Linked DNA regions of Homo sapiens: all the other regions are linked to region 3. Evidence: chromatin contacts called from ENCODE Hi-C or POLR2A ChIA-PET data. All regions are on one chromosome and are shown on one strand. Each heading gives the region's core, a stretch centred on a gene start or an enhancer-like site at or near the end of the contact. The rest is flanking DNA. Distances are from core to core; before and after follow the strand shown. Region 1 overlaps TSPOAP1-AS1 (TSPOAP1, SUPT4H1 and RNF43 antisense RNA 1). Region 2 holds the start of TANC2 (tetratricopeptide repeat, ankyrin repeat and coiled-coil containing 2). Region 3 holds the start of USP32 (ubiquitin specific peptidase 32).

Evidence for each region. A loop is a pair of places that touch in the nucleus more often than their neighbours do. ChIA-PET counts read pairs that join two places held with the same protein, here RNA polymerase II (POLR2A). Pooled maps may share reads with other maps.
Region 1: a loop to region 3 is called in a map of CD4-positive, alpha-beta T cell, with 14 times the contacts of the local background. The contact joins the enhancer-like site here to the promoter of USP32 in region 3. A Hi-C loop is called at or near these places in 1 of 168 maps with a recorded cell type or tissue (CD4-positive, alpha-beta T cell), 1 of 37 single-sample maps with no recorded cell type and 5 of 50 pooled maps.
Region 2: a loop to region 3 is called in a map of CD8-positive, alpha-beta T cell, with 10 times the contacts of the local background. The contact joins the promoter of TANC2 here to the promoter of USP32 in region 3. A Hi-C loop is called at or near these places in 2 of 168 maps with a recorded cell type or tissue (CD4-positive, alpha-beta T cell and CD8-positive, alpha-beta T cell) and 4 of 50 pooled maps. POLR2A ChIA-PET finds 5 or more read pairs at or near these places in 1 of 52 experiments (activated B cell).

Annotation. Positions count from the first base shown.
Region 1 is chr17:58,337,352-58,341,686 of GRCh38, forward strand. It overlaps TSPOAP1-AS1 (TSPOAP1, SUPT4H1 and RNF43 antisense RNA 1), which reads left to right. Exons shown (of 5, transcript NR_038410.1): 3 at 97-328. Among named protein-coding and RNA genes, the nearest start is that of MIR4736, 3.5 kb to the left of the region's middle. RefSeq lists enhancers at 197-266, 497-706, 1,717-1,776, 1,907-2,016, 2,457-2,506 and 1 more and a silencer at 937-1,231. Within about 2 kb of position 2,925, at least 4 of the 41 ENCODE cell types and tissues checked have a DNase peak (open chromatin) inside an H3K27ac peak, as active enhancers do; they include CD4-positive, alpha-beta T cell, where a contact is called at or near this core.
Region 2 is chr17:62,964,286-62,969,376 of GRCh38, forward strand. TANC2 (tetratricopeptide repeat, ankyrin repeat and coiled-coil containing 2) reads left to right here and starts at 1,950. Exons shown (of 28, transcript NM_001394998.1): 1 at 1,950-2,464. RefSeq lists a silencer at 1,837-2,026.
Region 3 is chr17:60,388,842-60,393,910 of GRCh38, forward strand. It overlaps USP32 (ubiquitin specific peptidase 32), which reads right to left and starts at 3,292. Exons shown (of 34, transcript NM_032582.4): 1 at 3,041-3,292. The coding sequence starts at 3,098. RefSeq lists an enhancer at 3,007-3,848 and silencers at 3,023-3,082, 3,113-3,332, 3,443-3,762.

The DNA.
Region 1 (4,335 bases), core at 1,675-4,174, 2.1 Mb before region 3:
AGAGAAGGCAGGGTGGCTAGGAATGGCTCTAGTAGAATTCTCCCCTTATCTTGTCTGGAAACAAGGGGCAAAGAGCTATCTATTTCCTCCTGCCAGCCTCCTGCCCCCAACAGGATTCCTCACATCCCAGGACCAGCTGGAAAAGGTGGTGAGAGTTGGAAAGAGACTGCTCAGTGAGGACTGCCCTGCGAACCAGCTTGGATTCATCCCGTTCACCTCCACGTTCTGCACTCGGGGCCGAGGGAAGGGAGGCAGCCCAGGCAGCTAGAGAACTTGATGAAACACACTCAATCTGAATCTCGCTTGATCGTCATGCTGACCCAGTGAGGTAAGTGATGGTATCCCCATCTCAGAGATGAGGAACCGGAAACTCAGCGAGGTTAAGTTTCACCTTCCTGAAAATCGGGCACCCCGTTTCTGTTCCCCAGAGGGAGCTCAATTCAAAGTCCCCAAAGAACAGGTCTTCTGTGAAGACCTGTTCTCCCCTCACAACCCCGTTGGAAAAAGCAGTGGGAGCGACCCAGGGCGGACCCTCTGGCCCAGGCTTGTGGGTTGGGGGGCAGAGGGGCCTAACTGGGTGGCCAGGTGGCCCGCAGAGTCTCTCCAGCAGCAGATGGCCTCCCCAGCCCTTTCCTTCAGAGCCTATTAAGCAGTCAAATGGGGGAGGGTTGGCCCCCAAGGCCAGGGACCCAGCAGCAGCAGCAGCTCACAGCACTGGAGCCGTTAAAAAGTGACTCAACCAGAAAGTGCGTTTGAAGTGACGCCCGCCAGGGCCCCAGAGCCCCAGAGCCCCAGAGCCAAACCTCAAAAAGACGAAGTGAGAGAGACAGGCCTGCGGGGGCTGGGCCGGGGGTGGAGACCCAGCCTGGAGCTGGCCTGGCCAAATAAGGGCAAATGCACTAGGGCGGGCCAATGGGGCAACAGCGGCTGGCTGCGTCATGGGGCTGCGGCTCTGGGGAGGGGGAGGTGAGAAGCCTGGGACAAAATGGGGGTGGGTGTCAGGGGTCCCGGCACCTCTTCGAGGGGTCCCAGGGTGGGTGAACACAGGAGGCATGGAAGCCCTCACCCCCAAGGAGCCTTTGTTACTAAGGTCAGTGGACCTGCAACCCCAGAGCCCCACCTGCAGGCTGGATGGGGTTCAAGGAAGAAAAAGGGAAACCTGGAGGACCCCCATGCCCCTGCCCCAGTTATGGGCCCTGGATCCCCATCTGCCATGGAGAACTGAAGGGAGGCCATAGGGACAGCAGCGTTGTGCAAGGGGAAAGGCTGAAGCACCAGTGCAGCTTCACCAGGCCACTGACTGTGGGCGAGAGATGTAATGGAAACTCAGTTTTCTCATCTGTGAAAGGGGAATAATATTGCCTCGTGGGATGGCACTGAGGGTCAAATGCAATAATAGAGGTGGCCCATTTTGAACCTGGAAATTGCCATAGGGATGTAATAGATGATTAGTGTAGAGGCACAAGGCCAAAGGCTGCTTCTTAGATTCTTGTTTCCAGGTGCTATAAACGATCCCTTTGCAAGGATATCATGTGGTTCTCAATTTTGGCCCCTGGTGTCTAGAACAAGGTAGGGGGAGGTGCCAAGGCCAGAGGGATTCCTGAATCTTAGTCCCTAAGCAAAAGCAGAAGAGACTGATGCCTGCCTGCCTCCAGCTGATTCCCCAGGGACATACCCCCCTTCATTTCTCCTGCATCTCCTCACCTTCCATGAATCCAGACCATGCCCCACCCCTCCTCCTGAGACCCCGCCCTCCATCTCCCGGCCTCTCTGGGGTGCAGGGCAGAGGAAGTGAGTCTACTCAGCTGACCAGAGAAAGTGCTGCAGCTGCCTGCACAGGGTGGGCCGACTGCTGTCTTGTTCAGTGCCTGTGATAACTCCCTTGCCTCAGGCCTCTCCAGCCCCTGCTGGGACCACTGGCCCAGGAGGAAGTCTGGGCTCTGGCTGCCACCTGCTTCCTCTCAGGAGTTCTTCTCCCTCCCAAGCATGGATTTGCATTTCCCCCTCTGCCTTCTGCTACTCAAGCCCCCAGGGATGAGGTGACAGTTAACCCCCCACTTCCTGCTAGTGGCCCCAGAGCGCTCACTTCCTTCCAGGTATTTTCCGGGATGGGGGAAGGGGTTGAAAGGGTGGTAGTTGCTGGGTTTGGAAAGGGGATGAGGGATCCATTTTGGAGAGAAACTGAGGTCCCCCTACCCTGCTGTCTGAAGCTGCTCCTTCCCTTCCCTCACGCTCACTCTGTAACACAAGAGCTCAGTTTGCAGGAAGAAGAGTGCATAGGCCGGAAGCAGCACACAGGGGCTTTCAAAATGGGCTAGGCCAGCTCTCTCTTAGAGGCCCAGGCCTCTATCCGCCATAGATAGACCCCCAAGGAAAGTTCCTTGGACTTCAAGTTCCCTATCGGGACAACATAATGTCTGCCCTCTACCCGGAAGGCAGAGGGTTGAGAATGGGGGAGTGCCAAGGCATAGAGGGGAAATGTTTTCCATCCTATTTCTCAGAGGATCTGGCATGCTGGTACCAGCAGCACAAGGCAGAGTGTTCTCTGCACTCAGTTCCCGCTTCCTGGGATCTTATGGCAGAGAAACACAGCATCTTTAGACAAGAGGTACTGAGCTAGGCAGTGTAGGACATACAAAGTAGCAGCGACCCGCTCCTGAAGTCAAGCTGACCAGTCTCTGGGGCTCAGTCCTCTCCTCTAAAAAGTGAGGGGCTGGCCTAAGTCATGACTCCCCCAGTCCTAATGTTCTGTGGTCTGCCTTCACTCCTCTGTAGACTCTGCATTTCACCTTCCCACTGGTGAAGGCCTCGAAACCCCAAGACTGAGGCAGGCAGCCATGTGCTCTTCTCCCCAGTCTAAACCTTATTGGTGCAACCTATAGCAATTTTTACCAAGTGTGGCTGTCTGTTCTCCTAGGTCAGACAAGACTGGAAGGGGGACAGCCACACATGAGCAACAGAAGTGACAGCTGACAGGTTGCTATGAATCCAAGAGGTAGAAAAAGAGTCAGTCCCGGAACCATTTCACCACATGATACAAAAATGGAGGTTTACAACAATGACTTTGAACCAAATCAGGTTAAATCACATTCAGAATCTTGTATCCAAATAGCAAGGAAGTATATAACACATTTTTAAAAATTTAAGCTAGGTGTAGTGGCACATGCCTGTAGTCCCAGCTACTTGTGAGGCTGAAGCGGGAGAATCTCTTGAGCCCAGGAATTCAAGGCCAGTCTAGGCAACATAGTGAGACCCTGTCTAAAAAAAAAGAACCACAGAAAAACAAACAAAAAAACAAAAAAAAAACCCAAACCAAACTTTATCTTATAAAAAACGAGAACATAAAGATTAAAATTTTAAAAAAACCTTGGCCAGGCACAGTGGCTCACGCATATAATCCTAGCCTTTTAGGAGGCTGAGGCCGAAGGAACACTTGAGGCCAGGAATTTGAAACCCTGTCTCTACAAAAAATACCAAAAATACCCCCAAAATGAGCTGGGTGGAGTGGTGCGCACCTGTATTGTTAGATACTCTAGGAGCTGAAGTGAGAGGATTGATTGAGCCCAGGAGCTGGAGGCTTCAGTGAGCTACAATCGTGCCACTGCGCTCCTGCCTGGGAAACAGAACAAGACCCTGTCTTTGGAAAAAAAAAAAAAAAAAAAAAGCCCTGGTGCTTGAAGGAAAATGTTTCTGTTTTGATTCAGTTTTGATGTATTTATGTATGATATATGTGGTGGAACACCTATTACCATTACCCAACAATGCTGGAAGGATGAAATTCTTGTCACACCTATCTAGAACTTACCTAGAGATAGGCAACCTTGGATAATGACAATTCCTTACATAGTTTACAACTCTCAAATTGCTTTTGCCTAAATTATTGTATTTGATTTTTTTTTTTTTTTTTTTGAGACAGGGTCTTGCTCTGTTGCCCAGGCTAGAGTGCAGTGGCACAACTGGGACTCACTGCACCCGTGACCTCCTGGGCTCAAGTGATCCTCCTGCCTCAGCCTCCCAAGTAGTTGGGACTACAGGCGTGTGCCACCACGCCCAGCTAATTTTAAAAAAATTTTTAGTAGAGACAGGGCATCGCCCTTTGCACAGGCTGATCTCAAACTTCTGAGCTCAAGCAATCCACCTGCCTCAGCCTCCCAAAATGCTGGGATTACAGGCGTGAGCCACCACACCCAGCCAAAGCAAACTTTTTATTTGAAGTATAACAGTGAACAAATCCTAAGTATATAACAATATATTTCCAGAAAGTGAACTGACCTACATAACTAGCATCAAGATCAAGATAAAAGGCCGGACGCAGTGGCTCATGCCTGTAGTCCC
Region 2 (5,091 bases), core at 700-3,199, 2.6 Mb after region 3:
ACACCCCTGACTGCCTTTTGTTATTTCTCAGAGAAGGAATGTTATTAGCCTCAGTGGAACTCGCAGGGAAAGGCTTAGATAGAAAGTAATCTTAAAAAAAAAAAAAAAAAAGACCGAAGGAGAATTAAATAGGGTAAATTCAAGTGTAAGAAGGATAACATAATAGCTCCTGTTTCCTGAGTCCTTATTGTGTAACAGGATTTGTGCTAAGTATTTTCCAAAATTTTGTTTCATCTTTACATCCATCTGTGAGGTAAGTATTAATATCACCCACGTTAGACAGATGAAGAAAGGAAGGTCCGGAGACCTGTTCAAGGTCACACAGCAGGTAAGTGTTGGGTGACACTGAGATTCAAACTGAGGTTTTCCGACTGCAGTGATGATGACATTGTAATGCTTCTTTGTGTGTATGTGATTTTAAAAAACTGACATGAAGTGCACAGATCTTTTTGCATATGTATACACCCGGGTAACCATTAAGATATTGAATATTTCCAGCAAACCAGAAGGCTCTCTCCTGTCCCCTCTCAATCAATTCCCCTGTAAGTAATCACTACCTTGCCTCTAATACCATAGGTAGATGGGTTTTCATTAGATTAATCTAACTTTCTGGAGTTAACACCAAAAGATTCCATATGTCAGCCCTTCACCTTGCCATGTTAGCTGTATTATTCAAAGCTGCTCTAGCTCTGACTTTGCAAGCATTCACTGTAAAGAAGAGCTGTTGGATGGACATGTTCATATCCAGTTTCTTGTATTGTTCTGAAATTAATACTAATTTTTGAAAATCGAAGAAACTCCTGGATGAAGTGCTACAGGATGGGGCAGATTAAAGTGCTGTTATCAAACAAACCTCTCTACCTTGGAAGCGCCACAGACAGAGCTTCCTTGATTGATGTAATTTGGCGCATCTATTTCCAATCATGTCATCTGATTAAGAAGTTGGATGACCACGAAAGGTCATCTCAGTTTATGGAAGGGAAGGCGAGCCGGGCAGAGTTGGTAACGGTGATTGCTTCGCATCATCTTGCAGCACGCGATGATGTTTATGTCCCAAATACCTCCCACAGCCGACTTGCTGTTTTATGATAGGAGGGAAACAGTAGAGGGGAAGAAGATCTAGGTGGAGGGTGAAATATGACCTAACATCGTTCGACGAGGTATTAATGTGGTGGCTTTCCCGCCCTTGTCGACCAGCTCTTAAAACCACGCTACTTCTTAGTCAACCTGGCAGTGACAGAAGCAGCGCCACGACTTTACCTCAGGTTTGCAAGCTGTGGTTGGTGAATTTTCAGCCATTATTCTAAATAACAGTCTCGGTCTCCCCACAAACCCCACTGTTGTTTTGTTTTTCTTTCTCATTCTGATTCTCCCCACAGCCAACCGTGGCCTTTTGAAGTCGTCTACAAACTACCACTGAGAATCCGGGAAAGAATAACTGACACTTGTAGGCTTCGAGGACTCTCAGAGTGATATGTGCCTGAGGTGACCGAAGTGGGGGAGATCTAGGAGAGCATTCCGGTCATCAAAGCAGGAGGACAGGCCCTGAAATGGGCGCACGTGACAGCAGCAGCCACCTCGAGAGTGACATCACCCCTGAGGGCGGAGCCCAACTATGTAGGGCCTTGTCAGTTACCGAGCGTCCTCCCTGCTGCCCCTCCAAATGCCACCCACAAGTCCGAGCCCCCCGGGGATACGAGAAATGCCAGGACATCCCAGAGCGCCAGAGCCAGGGCCCCGTCTCTCCGCGCGGAGGAGGGCTGCGTCCCCACTCCCTCTTCCAGCCGTTCCCCACCCCCAAACTGTGGAAGGGGCGGGGGCGCGCGCGCTCCACCACGCACGCGCCCCCACGCACGCGCGCTCCCTCCGCGCTCGCGCCCCTCCCCACCCCAGCCCGGAGGGGGCGGGGCTGCGGGCGGCCTCAGAGGGTGCGACGCCCCCAGCGCGGCGGCGGCGCTAGCGAGCGGCCGGCGGGGCGCGGGTTGCTGGGCGCGCTGCTCCGGCGGGGCCCGCTGGCACAGCCGCCTCGCGCGAGCCGCCCGCCCGGCGGGGGAAGCTGCGAGCGCTCCGAGCGCCCGGCCTAGGGCCGCTGGCGCTGCCCTCCCGCCGCCACCGCCCTCCGCGCCTCCTTCGGGCGGCCCCGCCCCCATTCCCATCCCCCTCGCGCTCACCTCCCGGCTGTGCCGCGCGCTAGGCGGAGCGAGGCGCCCGCCGCCGCCGAGCCGAGCCGAGGGGCGAGAGCTGGCCCCCGAGCCGCCGCTGACAGGAGCACCGCCGCGGGCTGCGCTCGCCGGCTGCGAGGCCCCGCCGCGCCGTTCCGGGGTGCAGACTCGCCGCGGGGCGTTGGAGGACTGCGAGGTGCTCCGGGAATCGCGGGCGGCGCCGGCGGGCGGCGCGGTCCTCACAGGAGACCCCGGGGACTGGGGCTTGACCCGGAGGTGCAGAGAGCCCCTCAGAGCGGCAGGTAAGGGGCCCGGGGAGCAGGGCGAGGAAAGGTCGCTTCAGTGACAGGGTCGTTCGCCTCCACAGCCTCGGCTCCGGGGAGAGGGGCGGGGGCGAGCGGGGAGACGGCGAAATGGGCAGCGAAGTGCCTCGGTGTCCAAGGCGTGGGGAAGGCTGGCTCCGAATATGACACCAAGGCGGGCTTCAGAGGCGTGTGGGGTCGCCACTTGGCTGTCACCGAAGATGTCATGGAATTTGGTACCTAGAGCGTCTCTGGATGACGGGGACCAAGGATAAGATGCGAGGCGGATTGCTAAACGTGGCAGGGAATGTGGTGCAGAACGAGTTGCAAAATGTGCCCCCAGAATGCAGCATAAAAGTAGTTGCGAAATGTGCCAGGTAAGGCACAGGATGGGCTGGCCTCTGTGGCGTTGAAATTCATGGTCGAAGTGTTATTAGCGATATTAATAATTCCTCTGGGAAAGGAGGTGTAGCATAATAAAAGATTAATAAGGCTCATTGCTAGATATTTTGCCATAGGAAATCGGGAGGAGCTATGATAAGCTATTTTTTTTGAGGTAGAGAAAGTAACCACGTGAAAGAAAAAAAGCAAATTGTGTCTGGCTGTGAGATTGGAAAGAAAAAATAGGGCTAAAATAATTCCAGGTTTTGCCATCAGCGTGTAGAGCATTGGTACAATTGTATCCAGTCTTCATTTCCAGGTGTGGAATGTTTAGAATGGTCTTCACAAAACATAAACAATGATAATTAACATTAGGAAGAAGATTTGGTGTTTCGGGTGTCTTTCACTCTCTTCTCTGCTCCTCTCCAGGAAAAGAAACAAACAAAACCCCAAACGTCTTGACCATAATTATGAGTTAAAGATCATTAGGCAAAGGGAAGTATTTTTCGTATGTGCCCTTTTCCTGATTTTTACACAGGTGAAAATATCTGTAATGAGGAAAACAAAGCAGTGTGGTGAACAAAAGGGATAGATTTTCAGGCATTTTGAGGGGTTGGAGCCAGTATCTATCACAATGGTTAATTATAGAGAACGGCAGTACTAAAATATTCTTGTATGTTCTTGGTGTTGGGATGGTGAAATAAAAAAAAAAAAGAATACAGTAAATTGGCATAAAAAGCAACAACATGGATACTGTCAGTGGAGTGCTTCTTGCAGCATTTCCCAGGTAGATCCTCTTAGGGATGTGAGCACGAAATAAAACGTTAAACATTCTCTTTCTCCCTCTCTCTTGCTCCCCTCTGTATCTAGATATTTATTTATGTCTCTATATAGATATATGTGCATGTATATTATACATACATAAGAAATTACCAACATGCTGCAAAACATTGTGACTTCCATTTAAGAACATCTGTTTCGAGAGGATTGTCAGAACATAGCTGGAATTTCAGAAGTAACAAAAGACAACTCCATGATCTATTTAATGTAACTTATATGTATACATACAATGAGTGTGAATATACTATATAACAAAAGCAGAAATATGGAAATGTGTTCGTTAGAATGTACTTAATTATTGATGAGATTTTAATGTTTTATGTTATAATTCTTGTAAAGAAATTAAATTACATGTGTGAATGCTGTTCTCATTATAGTAATTTGCCAGATAATCTGAAAATTCATACTGATTGGCTTTCCCTTAGATCCAAATTCAGCCATTGAGGGATCATTTGCTTCAAAGACAAAAATAGATTTTCCTTGGTGATTGATTTTGGGTTTTAGTCTTTTCTGTAGATATGTCCCTTACCTTGAGAAGCTGTTGGGGCTGAAGAACAGAGGAAAGGGCCAGAGGAGAATAAAGAGAATTCTGTTGGGTCTTCCTGTTTTGTTCTGACTGTAAGCCATATGTACTGCCACCCCCTACTGTCTGTAGGAAGAGGTGTTACAGAGCCCGATTCTTTTCTTGTTATCACTGCCCCCTTGTGTAAGGGAAGAAATTGATAGTTGCGCTCGGGGAACCAGTCCTCTCAGATTGTTCTTGATAGAGTATTATGTAGATCTGTGAATCACCTATTTTCTTCAGAGTTGAAGGGCTTTAAACTTACTGTTAATCAGGCCTCAGATTTGGTGTCTATTTTAAATATAGGTAGCATTTGATGTTAGGAATTCAGATTGCTTAAGAATGTTTTTGGTACTTTCAGGAAGAGGGTGCAATACAATTACTACTACATTCTTCCCTTATTGTATGCAGGGGATTGGTTCCAGGACCCCCACATATGCCAAAATCCTTGCATGCTCAAATCCCGCAGTTGGTGTATGGAACCATGTATAGGGAAAAGTCGGCCCTCAATATACTCGGTTTTTGCATCCCATGAATACTGTATTGCTTGAAAAAAATCTGCATAGGAGTAGACCAGCACAGTTTAAGCCCATGTTGTTCAAGGGCCAGCTGTACTAGTAGTAACAGCTCACATTTATGTAGCACCTATTCTTTGCCAGTCCCGTTGTACGTTGTTTTAATCAGTTCCAACACCCTATGAGGTATGTGTTGTTATTTCTGTTTTACAGATGAGAATCTGAAACACAGAGAGGTTAAATAACTTGCCCAATACTATATAGCTGAGAAGTAGAAGAGCTAAGTTTCCATTTAGGAATGCTAGCTCCAGAACCTGTGCTCCTCATCA
Region 3 (5,069 bases), core at 2,042-4,541:
AATGTAACTGAAGTCACTAGACTGCCCTTCCACTCAGGCCCAGTAAGTGTTATCTGTCATTAACATAACACTTCGTTTCCAAGGCCCCGCTTTGCAAGATAAACTGCCTGCAATTCCATGTTTGTATGTGGTAATATATGCCTATTTTTTTAAATACTACCTGTGTCTAGGCATTATTTAGCATTCAATAATTTTAAGTAAAGCCAAGGAGGCAAGTATTTCTGTAGTTTTGTCAAGCTTGTTTTGCACACACTGGACTAATGTGTGTTTGTCAAATCCTATCTACCCTTTCCCCCATTCATTTTATACAATATAAACAAGTAGATGAAACCAATGAATGCAGGTTTTACCAACTGTTTATATTATTCAAGTGCCCAAAAGAGGTTCCAAGACATTTTTAGCTCTATCAAAAGATTCTGGGGACAGCCGCAGTGGCTCACCTGTAATCCCAGCACTTTGGAAGGCCGAGGCTGGTGGATCACCTGTGGTTGAGAGTTTGAGACCATCCTGGCTAACATGATGAAACCCCATCTCTACTAAAAATACAAAAAATAAGCCAGGAGTGGTGGCATGCGCCTGTAGTCCCAGCTACTCGGGAGGCTGAGGCAGGAGAATGGCTTGAACCCGGGAGGCGGAGGTTGCAGTGAGCCAAGATCACGCCACTGCACTCCAGCCTGGGCGACAGAGCGAGACTCTGTCTCGAGAAAAAAAAAAGCTTCATAAACTTTTTTTGTAATCTTAAATTCTATATTAAAGTCTGACATTTACTAAATGGACCATGCTTAAAGAAGGGGGCTTCTGGTTTACATTTAGAAATACAATTTTATCAACTTGCTGCTCTCTTTTGCTTTAATTTTCCTCTAAAGCAAACTGGTAAAACATAAATTCATGCCGGCCGGGCGCGGTGGCTCATGCCTGTAATCCCAGCACTTTGGGAGGCCGAGGCGGGCAGATCACAAGGTCAGGAGATCCAGACCATCCCGGCTAACACGGTGAAACCCCGTCTCTACTAAAAATACAAAAAAATTAGCCGGGCGTGGTGGCGGGCACCTATAGTCCCAGCTGCTGGGGAGGCTGAGGCAGGAGAATGGCGTGAACCCGGGAGGCGGGGCTTGCAGTGAGCCGAGATCGCGCCACTGCACTCCAGCCTGGGCAACAGAGCAAGACTCGTCTCAAAAAAAAAACATAAATTCATTCCAATAGTTACAAATAAGCTCTTAACAAAGATTTTGCTATCTCTTCAAATACATGTGTTTTAAAATTCAACAGGCAGACACTGTATAAGAAATTAAACAAAAACCTTCCAGTCAGATCAGTTTAAAATGCAATTAACTTCATTTGTATTTACAAACGTACCATCTTAGTTTGATAGGAGATTAAGCAGGCTAGAGCTGAATACAAGTTTAATTTTGGAATTTCTCAATGCCAGGTACATCACTAGTATTCACACCCTCAAACTTAAGAAACACTTCTGAACCTTGAAGCTGTAAATCAGTTTGACTAATGTCCTCTTTCATGCCATGTAAGCCATTGCCTAATTGAGGCCAGACCTGTCAGGCTCAACAGCATCCCGGAAATGACTAGCCTACTAGGGCTGGAAACACATCAAGAATTTGGAATATTTCTCATATTGGGGCAGACAAAAAAAGTTCAAATGAGATTGTCCATAAAAACAATTATTATACTGTTCCACAAGGGAAAAAGAAAGAAAGACATAAAAGGCATATCTGTGTTATTCTGGTAAATCCACCACCACCAATACATCTCAATTCTGTATCTTACTGTCAGGTGATGGTCAACTGAACTTACCCACTTACCCCTCTTCTTCCTATATACGAACAAGAGTTCACTTCTCAAGCCTCATTTTGAATACCCGTCTTTTAATCTAATTACCATTTTATATCCTTAGCTACTAAAACCACCTGGAGCATGGCTGATTTCTTGACTTGGAAACCTGTTAACAATAATGCCTAGCTCCTAATCTTCTTAATGTTTTTTCACTTCTTACCAAGAATATCCATTAAATGTCTAAAAGAAATACAAGCATACACAGATCTACACACACTGAAATCCCAGTCATGAAAAATTAAGACATTCCGGCCATAAACTGTGCAACAAGACACTTCCAGTTAGTGTGTGCTTTAGTGATCATGGACAGCGGTATCAGAGTGAGTGGTAGGGGGTTGGGGCTGCCAACAATATACTGTGCCTCAGAGCCAATAAGCAGCAGGCCGGGACTGGCAGCCAGGCCAGTCTCTAAAGGGAGATTTAACACAATATCTGAATGCTGGACTTCCCAATGCCATTTCATGGAGAGGGATGGAGCGAGAACTGGGCATCAAGTGCAGTCAAAGGCTTTGGTCAACGTCGGAGGAGATGAAACCTAAGACAAGGTCTGGTGCCAACGCCAGCTGTCCAGTCTCATCTCACCTCAAACACAACTTCATTTCAGATCGTTCTTATCAAAGTCAGCCGCTCAAACGGTGAAGGGTGGCAGAAGCGGATGGCCACAGCCCTCAAGAGACAGGCATAGGCTCTGGGAAAAGGCAGGGACTCCCCAGATACGAAGGGGCTTCCAGTAGCAGAGAGGAGCGCTTTGCAGCCGCCTCCTCGTCCCCTTCCAGCTAAGGCTGTTAGGAACGAGGTTAGGATGTTATTTGAGGTTTTTATGAAGGAATGATAGGAGAAAATGGCAATGAAGGATGAGGGGGGCTGGATGGGCTGGAGCCGCCCAAGAAAACGGGGAGAGGACTTCCCTGGACACATCCAGGATCACAACGCCACCAGCGAGCACGGGCACTGCCCTGCCAGCGCCGATCCCCCTCTCTCAGGACAAGCCCCTTTCCAAACGGCCCTAATTCCCAAACGCTGCTTCCCACCCGACCTCTCTCCTCCACCACACTCCCCAAGGCCGGCCGCCTTTCCCTTCCGCCTCAGGCGCCCCACGCCCTCAATCTCCCCTCTCCCTCCCGGTTACCCACCCTCCAGGCTGCCCGTCGCGGGCCTCCCAGGCAGCTCGCCCAGACCCCTCCCCCCTCACCTCTCCTCAGCGCCTCCTCGTAGCTGAGGAATCCGATCCGTGACTCCTTGGCACCCATGCTCCCCTCATCCCCTCGGCGGGGGGTCGGAGCCTGATCTCGCCCCCACCCCCCTCCCGCCTTCTCCTCGGCGTCCCTGGGTGACGGTGACGGTGTCGGCGTCCCCCGCCCCCACCTCCCCCCACACTAACAAGTGCGGCTTCTGCCCCGGCGGCTCCTCCCGGTCGCCGCCACCGCCTCCATGCCGGATCACGTGACTCTTCCGCCCCGCCCCCTTCCCCTGCCTCCTACTCCGCCCTTCTCTCTCCTCTCTCTCCTCCCTCTCCTTCCCTCCTCACGCCCTCTTGCCACTTCCGCCCCCTCCCGCCAGCTCCGCCGAGGGTCACGGGACCCGAGGCCAGACACTGTTCCCGGTAACGGCCGCCCAGGGCCGCACGCTCCGCCCCTCCCCAAGCTAACCGCGCGCAGGAGCGCCGGGGAGGGGGACGCATCTCCGCACGTAACGCATCGTCCCATCTTCCCGCCAATCGCAGCCGCGCGCCCCGCCCGGGCGCCTCCGCTGGCGACGGGGGGTGGTGACTTCCGGGGCGCTTGAGGACGACCCCCCCCGCCCCCGCGCCCACATGTTCTGGCGTTCGGCGGGTGGGGTCCGAGCAGCTGACGGTTAGTGTGGCAGTTGCCGGGACCTAACATGGAAGACCGCAGAATCTTAGGGAATGGGGTTCTGAGGGATGCGGCATATGGCTCAGAAGAGAAAGGAGTGGGTAGGCAGGGAGCTCCCAACCTTAGGGACGTCTTTGACTGGGAGGGCGTTGTGAAAGGAAAGGAGAATCTCAAGGCTTTCCTGTGACAAAAGAATGCTCACACCTAGCGGGAGATCCCTGAGGAAAGTGGACCTTGTTAACGAAGTGGATCTGCCTTTTCGGGTCATCTCGCCTGCCCGGCCCACCTTCTCCTCCTGACCATGCCTCTTGTACACATTCTCTGGAAAGCGCTGTGCAAAAGGCTTATCCTCTCTCCCAGAGTTTCTCCCCGAGAAACATGAGGGCTACAAGGCTTAGCGTGGAGTCGTTTTAATCTGTGGTAAAATATACGTAACAAAATGTACCATTTTCACAATTTCTAAGTGAGTTCAGTGGCGTTAAGAACATTGATATTGTTTTGCATCCATTGCCACGTCCCATTTCCCACCGTTTTTCATCTTGCAAAAGGGAAACTCTGTGCCTATTAAACGGTAACTCCCCAATCCCCCTCCCACTGGTCCGTGGCAACCGCTGTCCTACTATCAATTTCACTACTCTTAAGTATTTCCTCTGAGTGGAACTCTGCAGACTTTCTCTTTTGTGACTGGCTTATTTCACTTGGCATCGTGCCTTCCAGGTTCATGGTGTGGCAGCATGTGACTGACTCTCCCACTCCACCTCTCCATTTCCCAAAGAATGAAAAGCAGGGATGTGAACAGGTATTTGTGCCCCCGTGTTTATAGCAGCATTATTCACGAGAGCCAAAAGGTGAACACAACCTATAGGAAACCATAAATGGAGAAACCAAATGGGGTGTATATGTACAGTGGAATTATTATTTAGTTCCTTGATTTTCAACTCTTATTTAGTTTGCGTCTTCAACCTAAAAGTCACGGAATAAAGCTTCTGGAAAAGGAAGCAATATTGAAAAAGTAACCATTTGGATTAGATTGGACCCAAGGTGCCGGTTAGGTAATTTAGGGCCAGGGAAAGGTTATTAGTTCCTAAAACCAACAGATTCTAATATACCCTGCTAGAGAAAGAAGGTAATATTCTGTGTTTTTCTTTTTTTTTTTTTTGAGACGGAGTTTCACCCCTGTTGCCCAGGCTGGAGTGCAATGGCGCGATCTCGACTCACCGCAACCTCTGCCTCTCTGGTTCAAGCGACTCTCCTGCCTCAGCCTCCCGAGTAGTTGGGATTACAGGCATGCGCCACCATGCCTGGCTAATTTTGTATTTTCAGTAGAGACAGGGTTTCTCCATGTTGGTCAGGCTGTTCTCGAACTCG